2 separate regions of the Mus musculus genome follow, and region 1 is linked to region 2. Evidence: chromatin loops called from intact Hi-C (ENCODE). Cell type or tissue: left cerebral cortex. All regions are shown on one strand. Links, peaks and the distances in the headings refer to the core of each region. The heading gives the core; the rest is flanking DNA.

Region 1 (12,171 bases), core at 1,679-9,678, 70 kb after region 2:
AAGAGAGCTGGTAATAGTGGTATACACCTTTGATCCCGTCATTCAGGAGGTGGAGGCAGGAAGATCTCTGTAAGTTTGAGGCCAGCCTGGTCTATATAGCAAACTCCAGGAGTCCATAGAAATATCCTCTCTCAAAAATAAAGAAATAAGGAGAGAGAGAGAGAGAGAGAGAGAGAGAGAGAGAGAGAGAGAGAGAGAAAGAAAGAAAGAAAGAAAGGAAGAAAGGAAGGAAGGAAGAAGGAAAGAAAGAAGGAAGGAATAGAAGGCGTGAGAAGGGGAGATTAAGTCAGTTTTCATAGTAAAACAATTATTGAAAAAGGTGACATTTTATACAGTCAATTTTCAGGTCAATTATTTTCAAAAACTTACCGAAGCAAATAATGAAGTTACTTACCAGTTTGAGTGTTATCTTCTGGGACAAATATCAAAGTCAAGTGGAGGTAAGCAGGTGGCCGCAGAAGCAGGGAGACTGCTGGTTTATCCCTGCTAGGATGGGAAGGTGATAACAGAGAAATGGATGGGCTGGGATAGGTTTTTGGAGGAAGAACAATGCCACTCACTAAATCTGTGAGATGGGAAGACAGGAAGAAGGCAGGATGGTGGTTAGGTATTTGCCTTGAATCACACTGGGTGGGCTGTGGTACCATTAGTTGGTGTGGTGGCTATTGTCAACTTTACTACATCTAGAATGAACTATAATTCAGAAATGGAGGGCATACATGTGATCCAGATCTTGACATGGAATGACACATACTTTTGATCCAGATCATGAGGCATAGTGGCTATGAAAAGCTTAGGCTCAGGTAATGTAATATACACCTTTAATCCCAGGAGACAGAGGCAAACAGATTTGAGTTCAAGGCCAGCCTGGGATATCAAGTTCCAAATCCAAGTGTGGTGGTACACACTTTTTATGGGCCATATCTTCTGCTGGGAGCCTACATAAGAACAATTTTAAAAAATGAAGGGTTCATTTTTCTTTGCCTGCTTGCACTTACTGCCAGCACATCTGTTGGAACCTACTTCTTCAGGATTCCAGCTTTTACAGAAGACCAGCTGAAACACGTAGACTTGTGGGACTGAGCAAGTACTAGATTCTTGGACTTCCCATTCACAGCTGACCATTGTTGTGTTAGTTGGACTGAAGCCTGTAAGTCATTCCAATAATTTCCTTTAATATATAGAGGCATTCCATAACTTCTGTGATTCTAGATAACCCAAATATAATAGGTCTGTGGTGGTGGTAGAGTCAGTCTCTCTCTCTCTCTCTCTCTCTCTCTCTCTTCCCCGTGGTGTGTGTGTGTGTGTGTGTGTGTGTGTGTGTGTGTGTGTGTGAGAGAGAGAGAGAGAGAGAGAGAGAGAGAGAGATTGTCCTAGGAGGAGTTAGTAATCCTAGTTACTCTGATTATGAGGGAAAAGAGTCATGCATTCAAGGCCAGCCTGGGTAACTTAGTGTGACTTTGTCTCAAAATTAAAAACAAATACAAAAAAGGAATATAGTTAAGTAAGGGCAACTTTTGCTTGCCTAGCACACAAAAGCTTCTAAACCGTTTAATCACAGGTGGTGTGGAGAGGTTAGGTGAGTCATTGATACATTGTAATGTCGGGAATGAGTGAAAGGAACTTGTCCTAAGCACTGCCATTTTGTTTTTAGACTCCATTTTAATCATACAGTGAAACTAAGTTAAAGTTCCCAGGCCCTAGGAAAGCTGAGGACTTTCTAATAGCTGACCACTTTCCATTATTCATCTTTTACTCCCCCAAACATAATGACTGCTCCTAACTACAAAAGAACAAACAGACTTAATTGGTTGAACTGTAAAACCTACATTCTGCATTGGTTGACACAGACCAATCACATAAAGAAAACTCCATCCCTAAATCCTCATTGGTTGAAAAACGTAACTGTAACTCTGCTCAGATGTTTGTGGGTTTTCAGGCTTAAAAAGCTCTGAAGCATTGTGGCTCAGGGTCACAGTTCAGCTCCCCGAGTCAGTAGTGGCTTGATTTCAATTCATTTTTGTCACGTGGATTGACCTGGTGTTTGAGTTTGGACCCAATAACAGTACTCAACATTTTGAAAACAGATAAAATTTTGTCTTGGGGGGCTGGAGGTGTGGCTCAGTTGGTAGAGTGCTGCAATAGCATGCAGGAGGAACCTAGTTTCCATCCCCAGCCCCGCACAAACCTTCCCATGTTGTGATCCTCTTCTAATCTCAGCACTTGGGAGGCAGAAGCAGGAGTTCCAGAAATTCAAGTTCGGCCTATAGAGTTTGGGGATAACCTGGGCTATATGAGCCCTTGTCTCAAAATATTTTTTTTTCATCTTAGGATAGAAGGTAGACAGGCAGGAAAGTGGGGCATGGGAGAACACCTCAGAAGAACAGGCCCCTCGAGATGGTGCTTAGGGAAGACATAAACAAGGGAGGCTGAGAAAGAACATGCTGCAAGGCTGGAGAATATTCTGGAGTGTGGGGGTGCAGAATGAGTATTACAAGGTATGCATTTGATATTAGAGGTATACATTTGATGGTGTGGTCATAAGAAAGACCTAGCATCCTTCATTAGTTTCCTCCCTCCACTTACTGTCTCTAGCTGCCCACCCCCCACATCTAAAATGATGCCAAGGATACTGGTGCCACAAAGTCAGTAAGGTGGCACCAGACATTTTATGGGAAAACAGTGCCATGTCAGCAGCAGACACTTCATAGCTTAATTTGGTGGCAGTGACTGGGAGGGCTGTGTTAGAAATGAACTGCCAGGCGGTGAGTGATGGAGACAGGAGCATGCACTTCTAGGCTCCCTGTTGTTGTTTTTAGAGATGCCAAGGTTTTTATTTTGTCTTAACTTATTATGCTGTTATTATTGTTGATGATGATGATGACAGTGTCTCACTATGTAGATCAGGCTACTTCCAAACTCATAGAGATCTACCTGCCTCTGCTTCCTGAGGCTGGGGTTAAAGGAGAGTAACTGCACACCCAGTTCAAACTCCATTCTTGTCTGTCTCCATCTGCTGTAGCTAATGGCAGGGACAGGGAGGGGCCCACAGAGAAGTGCACCACTGAAGCTGACCAGGGGCCAGAGGGAAACCACAAGATATGGGTGCACAGACATGCTGTCTGGGAGGAGAGAAAGAAGGTGGCCCTTGGATAATTCTTTCCTGGCTTCTGAAATGATCCCACCCAGTCTCCCTAAAACCATACCCTCAACAGTTACCATTGGCCTTTCCCATCTGCTTTCCCACACTCTAGCCCTACCTTGGCTCAGGTCTTCATCCTTCCTTCTGAAGCTCCTCATTGGCCAACCTCTGTACCTCAGCTACACTGATTGCACCAGAGCCCTGCTTAGAACCCCTTTCTTTGTAAAGAGCTAACTGATAAACACGAATGTATTATGGGCCTCCTCTTTGCCAAGTCCCATCTAGACACATAGGATCTAACCATGAACAAGAGGCACATCCCTCCCTGTCCCAAAGAGTTTACCATCTCAATGTCACAGTGTAGACAGGCAAATGACCTGTGGGGTTCTCAGAGCCCATGGATGGAGCTCCTGGCCATGATTTGATCCTCAAAGATTGCCTGAGAAGCTGGTACCAGACAGAGACCCAAAAGACAGAAGACTATGGAAGAGTTGTCACCCAGGCAGGGAAGCAGGGACTGATGAAATGCATGCATCCTGTGGAAGCTTCCTGCTTGGCCACCACTCGAGAGGGAGAGGGTCATACAGTCCCACAATGGGCGTTCCTTCAACCAGCCCTGCTCCCACAGGTCTTCAAGACGTACTTCAAACTGTGGCCTTTCTAAGGAGACTCTGATCCAAGTCCCCATAGCTTAGCATCCTTGGTAGACCCTATGGCTCTAGCACTTTGTAGAATTAGAGTCTTCACAACATGGGAATCCAGAAAGGGCTGCCACTGTGTCATTCATCTTGGTGATCCCTGGCATCTGCTTGGGTCAGGTTTGGTGTAGACATTTAATAGATGGGCCGAATGAGGAGAAACCCTTCTTCAAACAAACCTTCCTCCTAAACGGGGCAGGAAGAAAGGAAGGACTTGTTGGAGAAATTCTAAAAAGGACAGGGCTAGGGAGTGGCTAGACATTAGGAAGCTGTCAGAGATCTGATCGCATCAAAGCAGGTCTCTCCTTGCCCTCAGGTTGGTTTCAAATTGAGATCCTCCTGCCTCAGCTTCCCAGGTATTATAGGCATGAGCCACTCCCAGCTCCAAGGGCAGTTCTCAAGGAGCATGCCTTTAATCCTAGCACCCTGGAGGCAGAGCCAAGCAGGTTTCTGTGAGTTCGAGGCCAGTCTGATTTACCAGTGAGAAAAATAAAGTTCAATCTCGGGTCTCTGGAGGAGGCTGTGAACTGGACTTGTTAAAAGGAATGAAAATTCCCCATAGTAACTCTCAAACCTGGGTCGAGGGGACTAGGCAGAATTCACCTTCCTCCCCCTATTTTCTCTATCCAGTGGGTCACTACATCTCCACAGGTCTCACTCTGGAGAACCTCTGCTGTCCCCTTCCCAGCACAGGTCTCCAGCTGTTGAGGCCTGGCTGGACCAGCTGCTGGGAGGAGGAGGAGGAGGAGGAGGAGGAGGAGGAGGAGGAGGAGGAGGAGGAGGAGGAGGAGGAGGAGGAGGAGGAGGAGGAAGCTCTGTCCCTCCCTCCTCCATCTCCACACCCTCCCTCCTCCCCCGCCCGCTCGCGCCCTCCCTCCCTCCCTCCCTCTTTCTCCTCGGAGGCTGTCGGAGTGGCTTTCGCAGAAGCGAGCGGCGAGCGCCCTGCTCCAGTCCCGCCTGGGAACTGAAGTGTACGAGCGCGGCTCCTGGAAGCCGAGCTCCGGAGCGGCCGGCGGAGGTCGAAGGCCGAGGCGGCGCGCTCAGCTTCGGAGGCCCTGGCTTTGGACCCAGCGGGCTCGGAGCTGCGCGGAGGAGCAGAGCGCACTGCCCGCCGGCCTGGCGGGCGCAGCGGCCGCGAGTCCGGGAGCCGGACTGCGGAAGGGAACACGGCGGCGGCCAGCCGGGGGCAGAGGGCAGAGTGCCGAGCGGCCTGGCTCGGAGGAGGGCGCCGCCCGACCCGTCCTCAGCTCGGCGACCGTGGCCAGCGGAGCCCGGCGGGCCGCGGGTCCTGAGCGCTTCCAGCCCACGGCGGGGGGCGTGCCTCCGCCCGGCCGCGCCGCCCCGGCCCGCTGCCCGCCGCGTTGCCGGGGCATGTGAGCGGGAAGGCCAGGCTGCTGGCTGCCGGGACGCACTGAGCAGAAGCCGGAGCGCGGAGTTGCGACCCCGGGCCCGCGCCCGACCGATTAGTAAGTGCGCCCCTTCGCGCCGCGCGCCCCATCACCCCAGCCTCGCGAAGTTTGACACGCGCGCCCCCGCGTTCCTAGGGACACGCTGGCTCTCTGCCGCGCGACTTTCCATCTTGGGCAAAGTTTTTGCCAGGCGGAGCCGATCCTACCAGACCCCTCACAACGCCGGCCGGTGGCGCCGCGCTGATCCCGCGTCCTTTTGGAGGGCAGTGGCTACAGGCCGTTGGGGGTGGCGTGCGCGCGCCACGCGAGCCGGGCTTCGGGGGTCCTCTACCCGCCCGCCCTTTGCGACCCGCCGGCCTTAGGTCTTTCGCCCCAGCCTGACCAACGCTCCCAGTTTAAGCACTCCCAGCCTGAGCTTAGATGTCCCCGTGCGAGCCCCACGTGGGGCTCGGGTACCCGCAACGCGGAGCTCCGGTCCCGGGGTGCATTGGGCAGCCGGGGTTCAGCGCGCGCCCTTCCCACGGCTCCGGTTCATTCCCCGCGGACCAGCCGGGCGCCGCCTCCCATTTTTTCAGCCCTTGCTGCTCTTCACTCCAGCCTGCCCCTTGCCACCCCTGCGTCCCACGGTGGAGTGTCGGAGAAGCGCCTTTCAGCCCCTTTCACTGTAGAAATAAATTGATCACAGGACTGATGGGATGGGGGTGGGGGGTGGTCGCGTAGTCCCAGCGGTTCGCCATTGTTTTCCCATCCCACGTTCGGTACGTAAACACACACTCACGCGAGTGTGTGTGTGTGTGCGTGCGTGTGTTTGCACGCGCCAGCTGCGGCTGCTCAGATTCCCCAGGAGCTCTAGGGTCGCCCGCGGGATCTCCCCGCAACCAACCTACATGTCCTGGCAGGAGGTGCCTCATTACTTGAAGCTGGGGGGGGAAAGGCACGGAGAGTGGGAGCTGTCCCAGAGTCCTTGGCGAGGCCGGGGGTCCGGCTTGGGCTGGACGTGAATTTTGAACTTCAGCCTTGGATCATTCCGGGAGGACCCCGGGCGCTTGAGCGGTGGCTCTAGCCTGGGAGGGTCCCCAGCAGCTGGCGCTCTTGGCAGCATCTCCGTGACAAGAGCTTAGAGGAAACTGAGGAGTTTTCCTGGGAAGTTTGCTTTAGCTCTGTGGGAATTTCCGGGCCCGGCGCCTTAGCGCTGGCGCTGGCAGAGGGGTCTGACCTAAGGCAGTCAGTCAGTGATGCTGCCACTCCGAGCAAGGTTCCCAGAGACCCTGTTTCCAACTTCTTGATGCGGTAGGAAGTCCCTCACTGTGTGCTAGATTCAACACACTTGGGTCTTGTTCTTGACCGAGATGGGTCGCTTGATCCTGGCGATGTCCAAACATCGCCTGTACTTTCTCAGTTTAAAAAAAGGGCGGATCTGTGCTTCTATCTTTGAAGCTGGTGTATGTTGATGGTTTGAAGGATGCTGGTTTGGAAGGCCTGTACCACGGAACGCCAGATAGCCTTGTAGTTAGAACCAGGAAGCTAAGCTGGAGTTGTACAGTAGTGCAGCCGCTGGTGGTGCCACCGAAGGCAATTTGACCCACCTCCCTTGCTCAGGTTACTTATCTGTATAGTGAGGTTAAATTCTGACAGTGGCCACCTCGTGGGGGTGGTCTTAAGGATGAAAAGTCTAAAGGCAATCTCAGCGCCATGCGGCACAAAGTAAATAAATGCTCGGCAACTGTTAGCTTTTGTTGTCGGGATGTAACTTAGTGGAAGAGCTCTAGCTCAACATGCAGGAAATCTTGGGTACTGTATTCAGTGTGTGCATTTGGGAAGTTAGCTGTTGTTTCTTATTACTAATCATATTTACGTCTATTATTGTTGTTACTATTAGTTTGTTTTCCAATACAGGGTCTCTGCGTAGCTCTGGCCGCTCTGGGACTTGTTTTGTAGACCAGGCTGGCCTCGAACTCAGATTCTTCTGCCTCTGTCTCCTGAGTGCTGGGATTAAAGGCACAGACACCATGCCCAGCTAGCTATTGTCCTTACTGTAATAACAGTATTATCAAGCCCAGGGCCTAGTTCATACTGGGGAAGTGACTACCACGGAGCAGTATCTCCAACCTGGGCCATTATAATTTAAAGGACCGTGTATAGAGCCCACAATCTTTGTGATTGTGTCCGTTTGATCGATTTTAGTAATTATCACTTATGGGGAGGAAGTGACCTCACTCTCCTTCCTACCTCTTCTGGATTCTGATCTACCCAAACTTACCTTCTTGTTACTTACCTGCTTCAACCTTTTTGAGTACTTTTTTCCTTCCTTCTTCCCTTCCTTCTTTCCTCTTAAAAATTAATCTTCACACCATGTAGCATTCTCCCTGGAAACAGCCCCAGGAAGGAAATGTCTTTGAAAGGGTATTCCCTGGACACCCTGGTCTGTGCTGCAGACCCAGGATTGGATGTGCATTTGTGTCTCAGAGAACTGGGTGGATTTTCACTAAGAGGATCCCAGGTGTCTGGGGCTCAGGGGAAGTCAGGTGGGCCAGGCAGACTGCCTGCCCTAGAGGGTTCTGTTCCCAGGGTAGGATCTGTTTCCTGTTGCTGGGGCTCACTTGAGAACCTAGCCTAGCTAGCCTGGCTGCCAAGCATACTGCATCTGAGACTTAGATAAATGAGAGCTGTCACCTCCAACTTTACAGTGACAGTTGGAGAGGCTACTCGGAATGTAGGGGAGACACAGGTTCTTGTCTTTATTGCGGCATAGCACAGGGAGGGGAGATCCAGGGGCACCCCTTTCTTCCTTCCCTGACCTTCTGACCCTTACCAGGCATGGGGGCTGGGGGTGGGTGGCCAGTGTGGGAAAACTTGGTGTTGGGAAGGTCCTGCAAGTAGGCGGTTTGCAGATGCAAAGTTTAAAACATCTGCTTCATTCCTTAACAGAAACTTGTGGAAGGAATATGCCAATCTCCTGCCGGGCCTGGGCTAGACAGTGTGATAGTAGGTGGACAAGTGGATTGCCTACCTGTTGTAGAGCGGCTGCTTTCTAATGGGGGTCCCGACCATTAGAGTACCAGACCATGAGAAAAAATACCCAATGTGGGGAGGTAGAGCACAGGGCAGAGGACTTGTTGGGAGGCCAGTGAAGACTGCCCTGGGAAGAACTCAGGATAGCATAGGCCTGAAGACAGAAGGATCCAGCTGCACACAGCTGGGAAGAGGAGCATTCCAGGCTGAGGCACCAGCAGATGCTCTCCTCCTCCCAGGTCAGAACCAAGTATGCGGCTTGGTGGTTGGAAAAGAGCCTGTAGGATCAGGAGGGTCAGAGCCTGGCTGGTGGCACCTGGTAGAGTGACTGGGGGTTGGGGTGGGCTGCATTTTACTGTCAGCTCCACAGGAAGCCGTTGGAGAGTAGAGTGATTTATGATTTTTTTAAGATGATTTGATACCAAAGAAAGTGATCCCGATTGCCCCAGGGCAGGAAATGATGGCTGAGGGAGGAGAGATTGTGTTTTTTTGTTGTTTATTTTGTTCTTTGTAAATTTAGTACATGTGCACACATATCAACAATGCCCCAACCCCCAAAATACTTTTAACAGAACACCTTAAAACCTGGAGAAAGTACAGGAAAAGCTGATATGTGTCCACACACTGATACATGTATGATACAATCTGGTGCAGTTAGATGTGTACATGTAGAAGGTTTTTTATGTTTGTTTAAAAATTTTTAATTACACTTATTTATTTAGTGTTTGTGTGTTAGTGGTAGGGACTTGTGGCACTGTATTTGTGTGGAGGTCAAAGAAAGAGATGGCCTCCACTTTACATATGTCCACATGGAGACATACTTGTAGGGAGGGGAGCATGGAACATGTGGAGTTCAGGAGAAACCAGAGGGGAGGGGTGTGTGTGTGTGTATAATTCAGAAGCACCAGGACCAGGAATCATGAAGAGATGTTGCCAACCTCAGGTCCACCCTGCAGCCTTATTTGCACATGGGAAGTAGCCCAACAGGGTCTTTTTGCTTTATAAACAAAGAAACAAAGAAACAAACAAATAAAAACAGATTTGGGAACTGTGTGTCGTATGAGAAGGACTTAGGTAGAGCAGATGTCCTGTTTCTGGTCCATGAGGTGAGACAACGGCCCAGAGAAGATCTGTCTCTTAGAGCTGCTGAGGCCCCTGGGCTGTAAGGCTGCTAGGTAGCTGTTGGTAGCTGCATGTGCTCCTCCTGGACACCCATGGGTCTTGCCCTTGAGGGCTCACACACTAAGGTTTTCTCTGGAGGTTTGGGGTGGCCTTTCTTGAGCTACCTTAGGTGTGCTTTCAGGAAGCTAATGCCGTGGTAAGGGGAATCCACACCCCTGTCCTGCACCCCTCTCCTCAGTACATTGATGGGTGAAGCTGAGTGTTTGCAAAGGCCTCTGTGCAGGGAGGGCTGCCACCTTGAATGGGAGTTATTTTCCTTTTGCTTAGGAGGGCCTGTTTCTGCCTGCACTTGCTGCCATTCCTACCCTTTGCTAGTCCCCTTCCTAAAATGCCCTGGGTTGCTGTCAGAACTCCTGTCACCAGATGAAGAACTAGCACCTACAGTCTCCCTGATGCAGGCAGCAGGCATGATCTGAATGCTGCTCCTTCTCTGTTGACCTTCGTGCTCCCAAAGACCTATCTTAGAGATTCATTATTTGCCATTTGGGCAAGGCCACCTCCACCCTCTGCCACTGTCCCTGAAGGGGATGTGTATCACCATGCTTTCTTACAATACAGATGCATCCTACATGACCCTGTTCTATGCCAACGAGACCCTGTTCCTCTGGACTTCTGGCCCTCATGACCCAGGCTTGGTACGAGGCTTTCCCAGTTTTAAGAAGACCTCTCTGCTTTGGTGGCTTTGGGTTGGCTTGGGGACCCCTAGGACTGTCGGGCTGTGATACTGTCAAGGACCCCAAGTCCCAGAGAAAGTGCTAGGTTGTAATCAGACCTATAGGCTGCGAGGGCAGGAGGGCAGGAGGGGAGGAAGTGGCTCCTTTCCCTGCTTCCATTCAAAAGCCAGCCACAGCTAAAGCTATGTAGTGTGTGGCCTGGTACCAGACCAGTTAGAAGAGTTCCAGATACTGAAGGGGCAGAAGCTTATGGGATACAAGACTAGGGAGAAGTGGGGACAATGTCTGCTGCCTTTTTCCTAAGTCATATTATCCAGCTAGGCCCTTCTGGTCTCTGAGAAGCTGCAAACCTGGCATTGGGAACCACAGAGAGAAACCCACATCCCACTCCCACTGGCCTTAGCAGTAAGCCTGGTAAACTGCCCGTGGGGATGGGGCAGGGATTGGAAAGGAGCATTGGGCTCTCCCTCTACGTTGCCCCTCTCCCGTGCTTTGTAAGGACAGGTCCTAGGTAAGGTTTCAGTGTTCTGGCTTGAAAGAAGAAAGGGAAGGGGCAGTCCAGGGCTCTCCGCTGGCGCCTGGCCCCTGGTGTTTGGGTCTGGAGTCCCCGCCAGGCCTGGCTCCCTGGGGACCCGCCCCAAGGCGGCCGGCCTGTCCTCCTAGCACCCCGCCTCCTGCCTGCGGAACCGGCCGGGCGGAGAACCGGTTCCTGTGGGCCGCCCCGCCCCTCGAGAGGACAAGGGGTCGGCGCCTGCGCGGAGTTGGGTCGAGGCAGGTGCCTTGGGGTCCAGGTGTGACCAGTGAAGGGGGCAGCTGATGTGGGGGCTCCCTTTGTCCCGATAGGCCCGGGGCACCGCAGGGAGAGCGGGAAGCCCCAGTATCCCGGTGGCCCTTCTGAGGCCCGCGGCCATTGCTGACTTCTTCCTTTTTTTTAAAGTTGTGGTTCATTTTATCTTTTTTTCTGTGCTGGGGAAGGACCCCAGTGCCTTGCTTGACCATGCTAGGCATAGCACTGAGCCACAGTGTCTAAAAGTAGCATTAGAAGTGTAGTTACTTTTTTAAAAATCAGAATGAAAGGATTTAAGATATATTGCAATTTGCCGGTGAGACAGAAAGGAATGGACCATTCCATGAGAGACCTGGAGGAGTTGGGTGCTGAAAGGGGCTTCCTGCCAGGCGGGTGACCATCACAGGACAAGGGGCCTTTGAGGCTGGGCCAGACCACTTTGTAACAGCCCAGGGGCCCCTGAAACACTCAACAGTACTGACTGAGGTGTAGTCAGGGACTTGCCAGCCTTATAGCTTTGGCCTTGGTGCAGTTTGATTAGACCAGAGGGATCTGGCTCTCCCTGCAAGTTTTCTGTGGGCCAAACCACCCCTCCCTCCTCAGAGCTCTACTGAAGAAGTCTGAAGTCATTCTACCAACCCAGGGAGGCCTGGGTTCTCAGCCTGTGTCTTGAGGGGTGGGGTGGGGTGGGGAAGGAAGGTTAAGAGGCTGGCAGGAAGCCTTGTGTGAAGGTACAGTGGGGCTCTGGGAGCAGGCTGGGTGTTGGGTGGGACAAGGCTAGGACGTTTTGAAGTCAAGGGGCTCATTTGTCTGGGTGGAGTAAGTGGGGAGTTTTATGTCTATTCACAGGGCCTGGGCCAGGTGGGGCATCTGAGAGCTCCAGGGAGACCCTGAGGATATCAGAGCAATATCCTCAAGGGAAGGGAAGAGTGACTGGAAGGGAAAGAACAGATCAGAGAAGAGCCCTTTGGGGAGGTGAGGTGGAGGAGAGTCCAATTGGGGTTTCACCTGTCTACTGGGGAGGGCCAGGCAGCAGGCACCCTCTTGCTCTCTGCTCCTGTCTTCTGCAATTCAGCAAGATAGCGTTGTGGAGCCCAGCAGGCCCCCCAGTAGGGGTAACGGGAGAGAGGTCTTTTCTGTAGGTTCAATATGTTCCCTAGCCAATAGTACTCTCCCCTACTGCTCATCCCATGGGGTGCAGGAGACAGGAGACAGAGGGAAGGGCTCTATGTTGTATCTTAGTGTGTAGTAGGAAACAGCAGCAGTT
Region 2 (12,171 bases), core at 1,970-9,969:
AGAAATCAATTCACAGTAAGTACATCCAAAAGGAAATTTCTGAGAAGTATTTCAGAACATTTTTGGAAGTCAGTGCTGCCCAGAGAGACAGGAAACTGGTGGCTGACAAGTACCTGACTAAAGGAGCTCTTGCAGCAGGCTAGCCTCATCCTCCCCAAGGCAGGTCCTTTCTCCTTCTCTGTCCACTGCCTGCAGAGGGAGTACAGTTTGTTTGACTTTTCCTGGGGCAACTGTGAATAGACATCTGACTCACACAAGATCAGACACAGTGACAAATTAAATACAAATTCCACCCAACTTTAAATAGGTGAACCAAATTATTGATCTGGGTGACTTATAGAAGGATGGGTAAGAAATTACTCACTGGATCATGTATGACTCAAAGGCAGTTCCATCATTGGAAAACCTTTTTGAGCATGTGTGATGACTTATGAAAGCTGCATTCCCAGAGTTCCTCTGTAGAGCTTGCTGACAGCTTGGCTGGTCAACACCACCTCTCCTGAGCTGTCCTTAATACTCATATAACCATAGAGTAGAGTTTGGGTGGAGGAGGGGTGCTTGAGAATCTTTTAAGTTTCAGGAACTTCCTGGGACTTCTGAGTTTGCTTCCTGACTGAACCTTATAAGTTCACTTTACTTCCTGAGAATTACAGAACCTCTCTCTAGGATGGAATGTTTTAGTTTTGAGGAATTGCTACGCAACAAATAATTATCACTATGTATGTAGCCCAAATTAGCCTAAAGTTCAATCTTTCTGACTCAAACTCTCAAATGCTGGGATTATAGGCATAAACCACATACCTAGCTATAAAGGGTAGGTTTTAAAAAGAGAAAACCTGATTGGTTAGGTGGTGGAGTAAGTAAAGGACTTGCTTCTGAGCCTGACAACCAGAATTTGAACCCTGGAGCCCAGATTGTGAGAGGAGAAACAAATCCCCACGAGTTATCTTCTGATCTCCACATGTACCCTGTGGCATGCACACCCAGACCCATATACATTCATGTGCACAAAAAACAAAGTGTAATTTTTTTAAAGACAAAACCAACTAGAGTATGGTGACATGTGCTTCTACTCTCAGCGATGAGGAGGCAGAAGTGAGTGAGCCTTGTGGGTCCCAGGCCAGCCTGGTCTACATGGCAACTTCTAGGCCACACTCGGCCTTCATGCTCTCAGTATTGTTTGGCAATATTTCATTTGAAAGGTGAAGTTTTCCACCAAGTTGCATGACATTCTACCGTAGTCACACACAGTGAGGCACGAGACAGCTGTGTTCCATGGTGAATGTGTCTTGTTTCATCCCAGTAGCCCCCAAAATTCTATCTTCTCCTTCATTGGTCTCATGCATTAGCCATATCAGATTGATGCAATTACAACAAGCAATGAAGAGGTTTATCAGCCCTTCTGAGCAAATGCAAAAAATGTATGCTCAACTTCAAACAGCAGGATGAAGTGAGCCTATCATTCCCCACCACCACTTTTTTGTTTTTGCTTTGAGAACATAATGCCATATATTTCTCCTCACCAGAATTAGCAGCTATTAGCTGCCACTCTTTCTAGTCCCTTGCCTACTGGGGCAGATCAGATTACTGTCCAGAGTGATTCCTGTCCCTCAGAGAATTACATCACCTCTCCTATTGCTTCTGGCTTGGAAGACAAGTGTCCCTAATTGCGGGCGGCCCCCTGACTTGTTTGGAGGGCAAAAGACTTTTGTAGCTTCCTACCAGATGCTTAGCTTTACTGGGAAACAACCTCTTCCCAATAGAAATCTCTGTTTCTGCTTATGGTTTTAAAGAAAGAAAAGCTACAAAGCAGAGCCCTGGGCAGCCTGAAGCCCATCAGGAAGCTCAGCTTCCTGTGGGACTTCTATCTATCTATCTATCTATCTATCTATCTATCTATCTATCTATCTATCTATCTATTTTGTATTGATGATGCATCTCTGGGACTTGCACATGCTAAGCAAGAACTCTACCACTGAGCCACACACCATAGCCCAGTATTTCTTGCGTTTTCATTTGAGTTCTTATGCACATGTGTGTGTGTATAGGGACATGTGTGTGCAAGCAGAGGCTAGAAACCAACCCTGGGTGTTATTCCTTGGGAGCCATCTCCTTTGACTATTTTGTTTGTTTGAGACAGGGTCTCACTGTGTAGTCCTGGCTAGTCTGGAACTCTCAGAGATCTGCCTGTCTCTGCCTCCTGAGTACTGGGATTAAAGGCATGTGCCACCACCTCCAGCCACATTCATTCATTCATTCATTTGAGAGAGGGTCTCTCTCTCTGGAACCTGAGGCTCACCTATTAGGTTAGAATAGCTGGCCAGTGGACCTCCGGAATCTGCCTGTGTCTGCTTCCCCGATATTGAGATTACAAGCATGTGTTCTCTTGCTTGGCTTTTCTCCTGGGTGCTAAGGATGGAACTTAGGTCCTAGCTTACACACCAAGCGCTTCACAGGCTGAGCATCTTCCTGTCCCAGCACTATCTTCATAACAGCACACCCCGACAGGACCCTCTGTCCCATTCTGTAGCCCACATTCTCTCCTTTGGAGTTCCCCCTTCCAATGTTCAAACCCTTCCAATGGGAGTCGGGGGATAGTAATATTCCTGGATCCTTATCTGTCTTCGGGTATCATTTTTGGATTCTTACTCAGGCACAGAATCGTCCATTAATTTTTTTTCCTGCACTTTAGTATTGTATTCCATTGGTTTGAGTACCTGACATTCCATGTGAGGTTTTTTGTTTTGTTTTGTTTTTTCTTTCTTTTCAAGACAGGGTTTCTCTGTATAGCCCTGGCTGTCCTGAAACTCACTTTGTAGACCAGGCTAGCCTTGAACTCAGAAATCTGCCTGCCTCTGCCTCCTAAGTGCTGGGATTAAAGGTGTGCACCACCACTGCCCGGCATGAGGTTTGATTTTAATGTGACTATATCATCTGGGCAAATAATCTGCCTTCCTTCTTTGATAATTTCAAGGCTTCCCTTTCTTGTTTTCAAGTGTGGCTATGAATTTTCAAATCTGTTGTTCCTTTCCCTTTCTGTGCTTGACAGCTATGCCAGCATCTCAGCTTTCGTGATGTGAAGAAGGTTGACCATTTTGAATGACCCGTACTGTTGCGAATCACCCATTTTTTTATATCATGTTGCAAGAGTCCGATGCCTGTTGGGTCCTAGTAGAGTCTCCAGGGCTCTCTGGCCTAACTCTCTGTGATATTGATAAGCTCCCAGGGCTTTGTTTGTTGGTTGTCCTGTCTCCTTACTCCTCACCCCTCTTTGAGCCTCAGGCTGTTAGCTGCACATCATCTGCCTTAGTCAGTGTTCTATTGCTTTGAAGAGACACCATGACCACAGCAACTCTTATAAAGGAAAACATTTCACTGGGGATGGCTTACAGTTCCGAGGTTCAATCCATTACCATCATGGTGGGAAGCATGGTCACAGTCAGGCAGACGTGGTGCCAGAGATGGAGCTGACCTCCAGCTTTGCTGTCTCTGCTTCCTGACTGTGCAATGCAATGTGACCAGCCTCCTCAAACTCTTGCCAACATCCCTTCCTTGCTATGATGGCCCTCAGACTGTGAGCCAGAATAAACCTTTCTACAATATGCTTATGTCTGGGTACTTTTGCCAAGCAGCTGAGAAAAGAATGAATACTAGTTGTTAGCACTTTGTCTAGGCTCTGCCCCACAGTCATCTGGCAACAGCCAGGTGTGCCTGACTCACTATAAAAGGGGCTGCTTGCCCCCTCCTCTCTCTCTTGCCTTCTTGCTCCTGCTCTGCCTCCCTCCCCATTCCTGCTTTTCCTCTCTCCCCACTCCCTTTCCCCCTCTCTCCATGTACTCATGGCCAAACTCCATTCTCTCTTTCTCTCTCTCTCTTTTCCTTTCTCTGTCTCTACCCCCTCAACTCCCCTCCCCATGCCCTGAATAAACTCTATTCTATACGATGCCATGCCATCCTGTGGCTGGTTCCTCATGGAGAAGGGATGTCCTCAGCAAGGGCCCAAAGAGGCACCCCCTTCCCCCACACCTTACCACACACTCACCAAACATATTCCTTCTCTCCTGATCGTTTTATAAAACCCAAGATTGGGCCTCTTCTGCACTCTCCAGCCACCTCAGATGATGCCTTGGCACACAGCTGGTGCATTCTCTTGGGTCTCTGTCTCCAAGCTCAGCTATGACCTCACTTTCACAACTCACAGGAATATCCACTCGCTCTAGAAAATTATGGGACAGCCTTTTCTTTTTCCTACTAATTTAGTAAACAGAAAGAAATGTGTTCCCCTATCAATAAATATACACCATTGTAGCAATGCATTGTTGGATTCGTAAGAAAACACCAAATTAAAAGGTTTAATCTAATACATTTTTTTCCACTTCACATAAGAAAAAATAATTTGCTGGTCATGGTGGTCCACACGATTAATACCAGCACTTGGGAGTCAGAGGCAAATGGATCTGTGAGTTTAAGGTCAGCCTGGTCTGCAGAATGAGTTCCAGGACACCTAGGGAGGGATACACAGAGAAACCCTGTCTCAAACAAACAGAAAGAATGAAAGAATGAAAGGAAGGAAGGAAGGAAGGAAGGAAGGAAGGAAGGAAGGAAGAAAAAGAAAGAAAGAAAGAAAGAAAGAAAGAAAGAAAGAAAGAAAGAAAGAAAGAACAACTTTAGAGATCGATGACTTGACCTTAGATGATGGAACTCATACATTTATTTTTGTTTGGTCCTCCTTAATACAACACTTTGCAACTCCATGTTCCTCTGCTCACATAATGACTGCTCAGGCTCCAAATAATCATAAACCCATCCACATTCTCCACATGGAAAAGATACTCTTCCTCTCCCACTTACATCGGACTTGCCCTCTGTAGCTGTAAGAAAAACCTTTGTTCTCTTGAGCATTGCCTTTGCTTTCTAGGTTCCCTGGATTTGGGTTTTGGTGGTTACTGAGACAAGGTCTCACTAGATAGCACAGGCTGACCTCACACTCTGCATGTAGTCAAGGGTCAAGGCTAGTCTTGAATTCAATGATCTTCTTGCCTAGGCTTCTCGTGTGTGTGTGTGTGTGTGTGTGTGTGTGTGTGTGTGTGTGTGTGTGTGTGTGTGAAAGAGAGAGAGAGAGAGTCCATCACCGTGCCCAGTAGTATACTGCCTTCCCCACCACCTTTGAGACAAGGTTTCATGTAATCCAGGTTGGCTTTGAGATGGAGCCAAAAATGACCTTTAACTCCTAATGCTCCTCCTTCTACCTCCCAAGTGTTGGGATGATAGATGTGTGCTTCCAGGGTTTATTCGCTGCTGGGGACCGAGCCCAGAGCTTTGTGCACACTGGACTACTTTCCACCTCTGAGCCATGCTCCCCACCCCAGATGTTGCCTTACAACAGAGCTTCCGACCCGCTGTGGCCTCCACTACCAGCTCACTTCCCACTTCTCAACTTTGTTCTAGTTAGATGCTTTGATTTTCTTGGCCAGTGGCTATTTCCAGAGATCAAATCAGTAGCTGTAAAATGGATAAAACACTAAACATCAAAATCATTGACTATGTCAAACTTGAAATGCCATTGAAGACTTGGCAGGAGTGATTGTCAGTTAACTCAACTCTTCATTTCCTGGACTATGGAGTCCTAGCACTGGTCACCTGTAGTGAGCCCTATGGACAATGGGTCTGTCCCTGAGGAACTCCGGTTTCACTGATGTGTGGGCAGGGGACAAAGGGTATATGCCCAGTAGTTTCACACACAGGCCAGATTGGGCAGGGGGTGTCACACCCACATGTCTGAAGACACACACCATTTTGAGTTGTGGGGTGGGGAAGCTGATGAAGGGCCCAGAAATGGACTTAAGACCTCTGATGTGTCCCTGTATCCTTCCCATGTCCCCCTGCTTTAGGGTTTCCTGTATAAACTTTTGTATACGGCTCTCCTGGAAGTGCCAAGGGAGAGTCCAGCCACCATGCCCTCCCTGGTTCGACTGGGACTCTTACTGGCCACCAAGGTTACAACCCAGATTCCACTCCACCCCTGCCTTCAAAGTAGGCACGGGTACTTCGGGCTTCTTTTTTGCTGGAGTCTAAGAATCCTGCCAGTCATGGCTGGCGAAGTGAGGTAGGCACAGGACAAAGCAGGAATCAAAAGCAGTCTGGGATTTGAGAGGACCTGGCTGTCCTCTGGGCCTCTCCTAGTAGCTTCCCCTAACCCCAGACTGCACCCTCCCCTTCCTGTTCCCCTTCCTCCCCGAGCTCTGAGCAGCCAAGCTTAGCTTCCAGTCAGACTTTCCGGAAATCCCCTACCCAATTTCCATCTCCTGAAACAAAGACTCTCCAGAGGCTTTGCCCATTGTCCTTGGGACAGGAACAATGAAAGGGCGGAGTCGCCTCCGGCTGCGGGGCTGGCTCTAGTCCTGGCTGGTCTCCTGTTAAAGCATTGGCCAGAGCGCAGGGTCCCACACTTAGGGGCACAGCCTGCAGCCTTTCTTCTTCTAGCTGAACCTCTGAGTCTCAGGGCTGTAGCTGGACACCTGCCGTGCCTCCCGCAGGCTTAAAGTGGCCCCCGCTGCCTACTAAATCCCCTTCGTCCCAGGGGCTATTCTGCTCTTGCCCACCCCCAACTCAACGTCCAGTCCAGCTCCTCTGACCCTGGGGGGACCCGGCCCCTTCCCTACGGCTCGCCTTGCGGGGTCGGGTCACAGGAGGCCGGAGGATTCCAATGTGCAAATAAACACAAGTGGCTTTGATCAGGGCGACTGGCACAAGAAAAACGAGCGCCCTGGTCGCCAGAAAGGGGCGCTTGAAAGCGGGCTGAGGAAGAGCGCGGGGGAGCTCTATTCCTTTCGCTGCTCTGAAAACCTATTTTGTTTGAAAAAGAAAATAGGCGATCCTGGGAGAGGGCCCCCGCCAGGCATTTCAGACTTTCCCTGGAACCGAATATCCCATGAGTGGTTCTTTCTGTTCCCAGTAGGGGGTGGGCTGCCTGGACCCCACCCTCCCTGGAGGCCTCGCCTTTGGAACATCTCGGGTGCCCTAGGGAGAGACAGAGGCAGAAAGGAGCTGGGCTGGGGTGGGGTTGCAGGCTGGGAGGGGGCCGGGCCTATTGTCTCCCTGGGCACCAATCCACAGCCCCAGGCAGCTTAGAGAGGGCAGACAAAGGAGGGAATGGGAGGCACAAAGGGGCGCGGAATGAAACGGTAAGTAAAGGCAAACAAAAGTGAACCAGGGAGACAAAAGCTGGGAACAATATTCCCCAGGCAATAGGCTCTGGGAACAATAGGGACACTGACAGCCCCACAAAGACACCAGTGTCTCCAAGTAGACGTTATCTCAGGCAGTGGTTGGCAGCCCCGCTCTGGCTGCAGCTATTTTCAGTGCCGCTTTTGTGCCATGCTGAACAATATTCCTTGCATGGCTGCTGATAGAAAGATGAGAAGGTTTCTGTTTGATTCTCTCCTTCCTTCCCTCCTCCTCCCCCAGTTCCAGCCCTACCAGCTCCAAGGCACTGCAAGCCCAAGGCACTGGCCCCATCGGGGCTGTGTGCTTTGTGTGTGTGTGTGTGTGTGTGTGTGTGCTGGAGAAGACCCAGGCAGCAAGCCAAGAGGGTCTCTTGCAGCACTTCCGCCTGCCCTCCGACTGCCCAGGGCCACGGAGAGTGGAAGACAATGGAGAGTGGGAGATTAGGGCTGGGCAAGTAGAACTTGGGAAACCCAATTACCTAAAGTAGTGAACCCTTAAAGAGACCCACTTGGCATTCTTGGCCTCACTGTTGCTGGCTCTTCAGCAGAAAGGGGTCCCACCCTGCCACTCTGCTGCCTCCTCCTGTCGGTGATCCCCACCCACAGCTTCCTTCCCTTCTGTCCCTTAGCCTTGTGAGCTCCCAACCTCTCTTCCCAGCTACACCATAGCAAACCTAAGGGGTCAGCAAAGTCAACTCTAGTCTTAGGAAAGCATGGTTGTAGGATACTGGCCCCTCCTAGACCAGCCAGACTTTGCTCAAGACTGCCCAAGTCACATCCCACTGTGTTAGCCTCTCTGTGGTCAGAAACTCTGACCTGGAATTCTGACCCAGGCGCTCCTTTCTCATGGCTACTCTGCCAATGAAGAGAGTGACACAAGTCTCTTGGGATTCATTATGTATGGCTTCACTGTGGGCTTTAATGCAGCCTCACGTTACCTAACTGCTATGGATATTGTCATATTCAGGTCATTTTCTATGTGGCTCAACCCCTTTGAGGTCTCTAGCTTCCTACGACAACTTGCAACCAAACTATGGAGAAAGGCGCTGATAACAGGGTGTAGTGGGCCACACCTTTAATCCCAGCACTTGGGAGGCAGAGGCAAGTGGATCTCTGTGAGTTCAAGGCAGTCTGGCATACACACTGCGTTCTCGGACAACCAGGGAAAGAAAGAAAAGACAAAAGGGAAGGGACTGATAAAAACCTAAGAAACCAAAGGCTGTCATGAAGCTCTGCCATCAGAAGGTCCAGCTTTGTCAATGTGTTAGTGCCTGGGAGGCAGACGACACCTGTGCCTCTGCTGGCCAGCACCTGGCTTTGTGTTAAAACAGTGAGCACTCACGGAGGAGGGGCAGGACTGCAGTAGGTAGGAAACCAGAACTTCAGCTTAGCTGGTAGCTCGAATGCTGAGTCTGTGCTCTCAGCTCCAGCCTCTCCCTGTGAGAAAAAGGTACCCACAGGCTCCTCAGAAATGCCTTACCTGCATCTGCTCCCAAACCAACCCCTAAGACAAGAGCTCACCAAGAAGCCCAGCTGGACTCGAACTTGTCATTACTCTGCCTCAGTCCCCTGAATGCTGCCTATATAGGTTTATGCCACCACTCCTGGAAGGGATTTACATGTTAGCAAGATTCTCCTGTGACATAATTCCTGTGTACTGGGTGGCAATCTAGCAATTCGCTTCTATTTGTCATCTGACTAACACATACAGACACACACACACACACACACACACACACACACACACACACACACAGAGCATCTTTACACTCAAAGCGTGCTGTGGAAGGATAAACCCTGTTAGGACTTACCTCCTTGTATGAGCCTCTGATGATTGTTTTTGTTTTGTTTTGTTTTGTTTTTGGTTTGGTTTGGTTTGGTTTTTTTGAGACAGGGTTTCTCTGTGTAGCCCTGGCTGTCCTGGCACTCACTCTGTAGATCAGGCTGGCCTCGAACTCGAGCTCAGAAATTCGCCCGCCTCTGTCCCCCAAGTGCTGGGATTAAAGATGTGCGCAACCATGCCCGGCTGATGGTTGATTTTTAATGTGTTGTCAACTTGACTGGGACAGGAAGTGCCTAAACACTTGGTCAAACACTATTCTGGATGTGTTATTAGAAGAGATTAACACATCACTTAGAAGGCTGAGGGAAGGTTGGGGGGAGTGGTCGGCAATGAAGTACCTGCCAAGGACACAGAGACCAAATAACAGAAATAAAAACCATGATTGAATGACGGTGACTGCAGGAGTGGACCTCACTGACTAAAAACTTGAAGAGAACAAAGGACTGAGAAGGAGGGTCCTCCTACTAGGGTCCTCCCACCAACTCCCACCAGCACACCATACTGGCTGCATCACCTGCCTTTGCACTTTAACTCACTGGTTCTCAGTCCTCAAACTTTTGACCATTGGACCTGACTTCACAGATTTGTCTCTTCTGCTACTCTGGCCTTGAGACTAAAACTAGAGCCACACCATTGCTTTTCTAGGTCTATAGCTTGCTGACAGAGATTTTAGGCACCCGTCCCTCCCCCTTGGTTCCGGATACTGAACCCATTCCTCTCTCTTATGTACACACCCACACCCCACTGGCTACAGTTTTTGGTGCAAAGAAATAGGGTGCTACTTCATGAATGAATACTTCAATGTGTATTTTCTTTTGTTTTTTTCTTTTCTTTTTAACAAAAAGACATTTTCTTTTTTCCTCTTCTTCTTCTTCTTCTTCTCCTTCTCCTCCTCTTCCTCTTCCTCCTCCTCCTCCTCCTTCTTCTTCTTCTCTATAAAAATTCATTTATTTTATTTATATGAGTATACTGTAGCTGTCTTCAGACACAGAAGAAGGCATCAGATCCTATTACAGATGGTTGTGAGCCACCATATGGTTGCTGGGAATTGAACTCAGGACCTCTGGAAGAACAGTCAGTGCTCTTAATCTCTGAGCCATCTCTCTAGCCCCCTTTTGGTTTTTCAAGACAGGGTTTTTCTGTGTAACAAGAGCCCAGGATGTCTGAACTCATTTTATAGACCAAGCTGGCCTCCAACTCACAGAGATCCTCCTGTTTCTGCTTCCTGAGTAAGGGAATTAAAGGCATGTGTTAGCAAGCTTGCCAAGTGTGTTTTCTTGTTGTTATTTTTGTTTTGTTTTGTTTTGTTTTGTTTTGTTTTTGTTTTTGAAATAGGGTTTCACTCTGTAGTCTTGGTTATCCTGGAATTCACTGTGTAGACCAAGCTAGCCTCAAAGTCATAAAGATCTGCCCGTCTCTGTCTCCCAAGTGTTGGGATTAAAGGTGTGCTTCAGACAAGGGACGATTCAAAAAACTTAAGAACAGTAACACATGTTTATAATTCCAGTTTAGGAGCAGAGGCAGGAAGATCATGAGTTCAAGACCAGGTTGGGCTATTTAGTGTGGTGATAAGAGAGCTTGCCTTCATGTGGCCCTGGGTACATGATGCCCTGGATTTTACCCTTAGGCTTGCATAAACAAGCCATGGTGGCATGATGGCATACGCTCAGGAGATGGAGACAGAAAGACAAGAAGTCTGAGGTTAACCTCAACTATGTGGTGAGTTCAAGGCTAGCCTGAGCTACAAGTCTAGTCTTAAGGGGGAAAAAAGAAGAAGGAGAAGGAGGAGTTGGAGGAGGAGGAGGAGGAGGAGGAGGAGGAGGAGGAGGAGGAGGAGGAGGAGGAGAAGAAGAGGAGGAGGAGGAAGAGGAGGAGGAGAGGGCTAGGCTGGAAACACAGTTCAGCTATTAAGAACAGGCACTGTGCAGAGGCAGGTGGATTTCTGAGTTCGAGGCCAGCCTGGTCTACAGAGTGAGTTGCAGGACAGCCAGGGCTACACAGAGAAACCCTGTCTCAAAAATCCAAAAAAAAAAAAAAAAAAAAAAAAAAAAAAAAACAGGCACTGTTCTTCTACAGGACCCAGGTTAGATTGCCAGCACCACATGGCAAGCTCCCAACTGTTAGAAATGCCAGTCCTAGGGGATCCAACTCTGCTGGCCTCCACAGGCACTACACGGATGTGGTACAAACTTAAATTCATAGAAATAAATAATAATAATAAGTAAAAGATTAAAGAGGGCATCAGAGCTACCTTCTTGATGTCCAGGGTGAAGCTACTGCTCTAGTTTCAAGATAGACTTGGTCTAAAGCTTTAAATGGTCCCTTAGCAGTGAGATGCTACCCAGTCGTGTTTCTGGAGTGTAGACCTACCTGGCTGAGCTGTGGAGGAGACCGCTGTCCAGTCTGAAAGGCAGCATCAAGCCAAAGAGAATTGCCCATGAACCATACCATCCAGCAGAATGCACCTGGGATGGCTGGGGTCTTTGCTTCATTTTACTTTTTTCTTTTGGGGAATGCAAATGACTCCTATACATCTCGGACTTCACATATTCATAGATGGAGAATGATTTTGTCTCTGGCTTTGTTAATTCCAACCTACCCACTTCCTCCACCTCATTCTCCCCAGCTCTCCACCACCACCAAGGGCTCTGGCCCCTAGCCCATGGTGCTTGTAGGAGGCAGCATCATCTTGATGAGGTCAGGCATAGCTGAAAAGTGTTAGATCATTGGTGGTGGTTGTGGGGTGCAATTGAAAAGAATTATAGGATACTGCTCACTTGATACCCACATACCCTGTCTCTTTCTCTCTGTCTCCTACTCTCCCCTTATTGGCCATTCTGAGATAAGGACGTTCTGCCCCATGACAGGCTCCAAAATTCAGGAGGCCAGCTGAGCCAGGGCTCCTCCTTGGGAGCAGATTCGCAGCGACAGTTACAAGCTTACACTTCTTTCTCACCGTCCCTAGCTGACATGAGCCTTTGGACTCCAGGGCTGAGCTTAAAAGGGGCCCTCACTTTGAGGGCTGTTGGATGAAATAAATGTACTTGGTGTGCAACAAGGATGTGAACGGAACAAGGTGCTGTGGACTGAGTCATACTCCCT

The links. Hi-C counts contacts between places; a loop is a spot of excess contacts. Peaks named below come from ENCODE experiments on the same cell type or tissue, not always from the same donor. Only the 100,000 strongest peaks of a DNase experiment are listed, where the experiment ranks them.
Region 1: it touches region 2 in a loop (4-fold over the local background); 9 of 42 quality-filtered maps call a loop at or near these places.

The regions. Positions count from the first base shown.
Region 1 is chr1:133,417,011-133,429,181 of GRCm38, reverse strand. It overlaps Sox13 (SRY (sex determining region Y)-box 13), which reads left to right and starts at 4,970. Exons shown (of 14, transcript NM_011439.2): 1 at 4,970-5,306. In left cerebral cortex, for the core only: a CTCF peak has its summit at 7,017; DNase peaks (open chromatin) are centred at 4,825 and 6,272; H3K4me3 peaks cover 2,910 bases; H3K27ac peaks cover 2,150 bases.
Region 2 is chr1:133,487,711-133,499,881 of GRCm38, reverse strand. No RefSeq gene overlaps it. Among named protein-coding and RNA genes, the nearest start is that of Sox13, 70 kb to the right of the region's middle. RefSeq lists an enhancer at 5,821-8,013. In left cerebral cortex, for the core only: a CTCF peak has its summit at 6,937 (motif pointing right); DNase peaks (open chromatin) are centred at 6,446, 6,928 and 7,325; H3K4me3 peaks cover 1,029 bases; H3K27ac peaks cover 1,381 bases.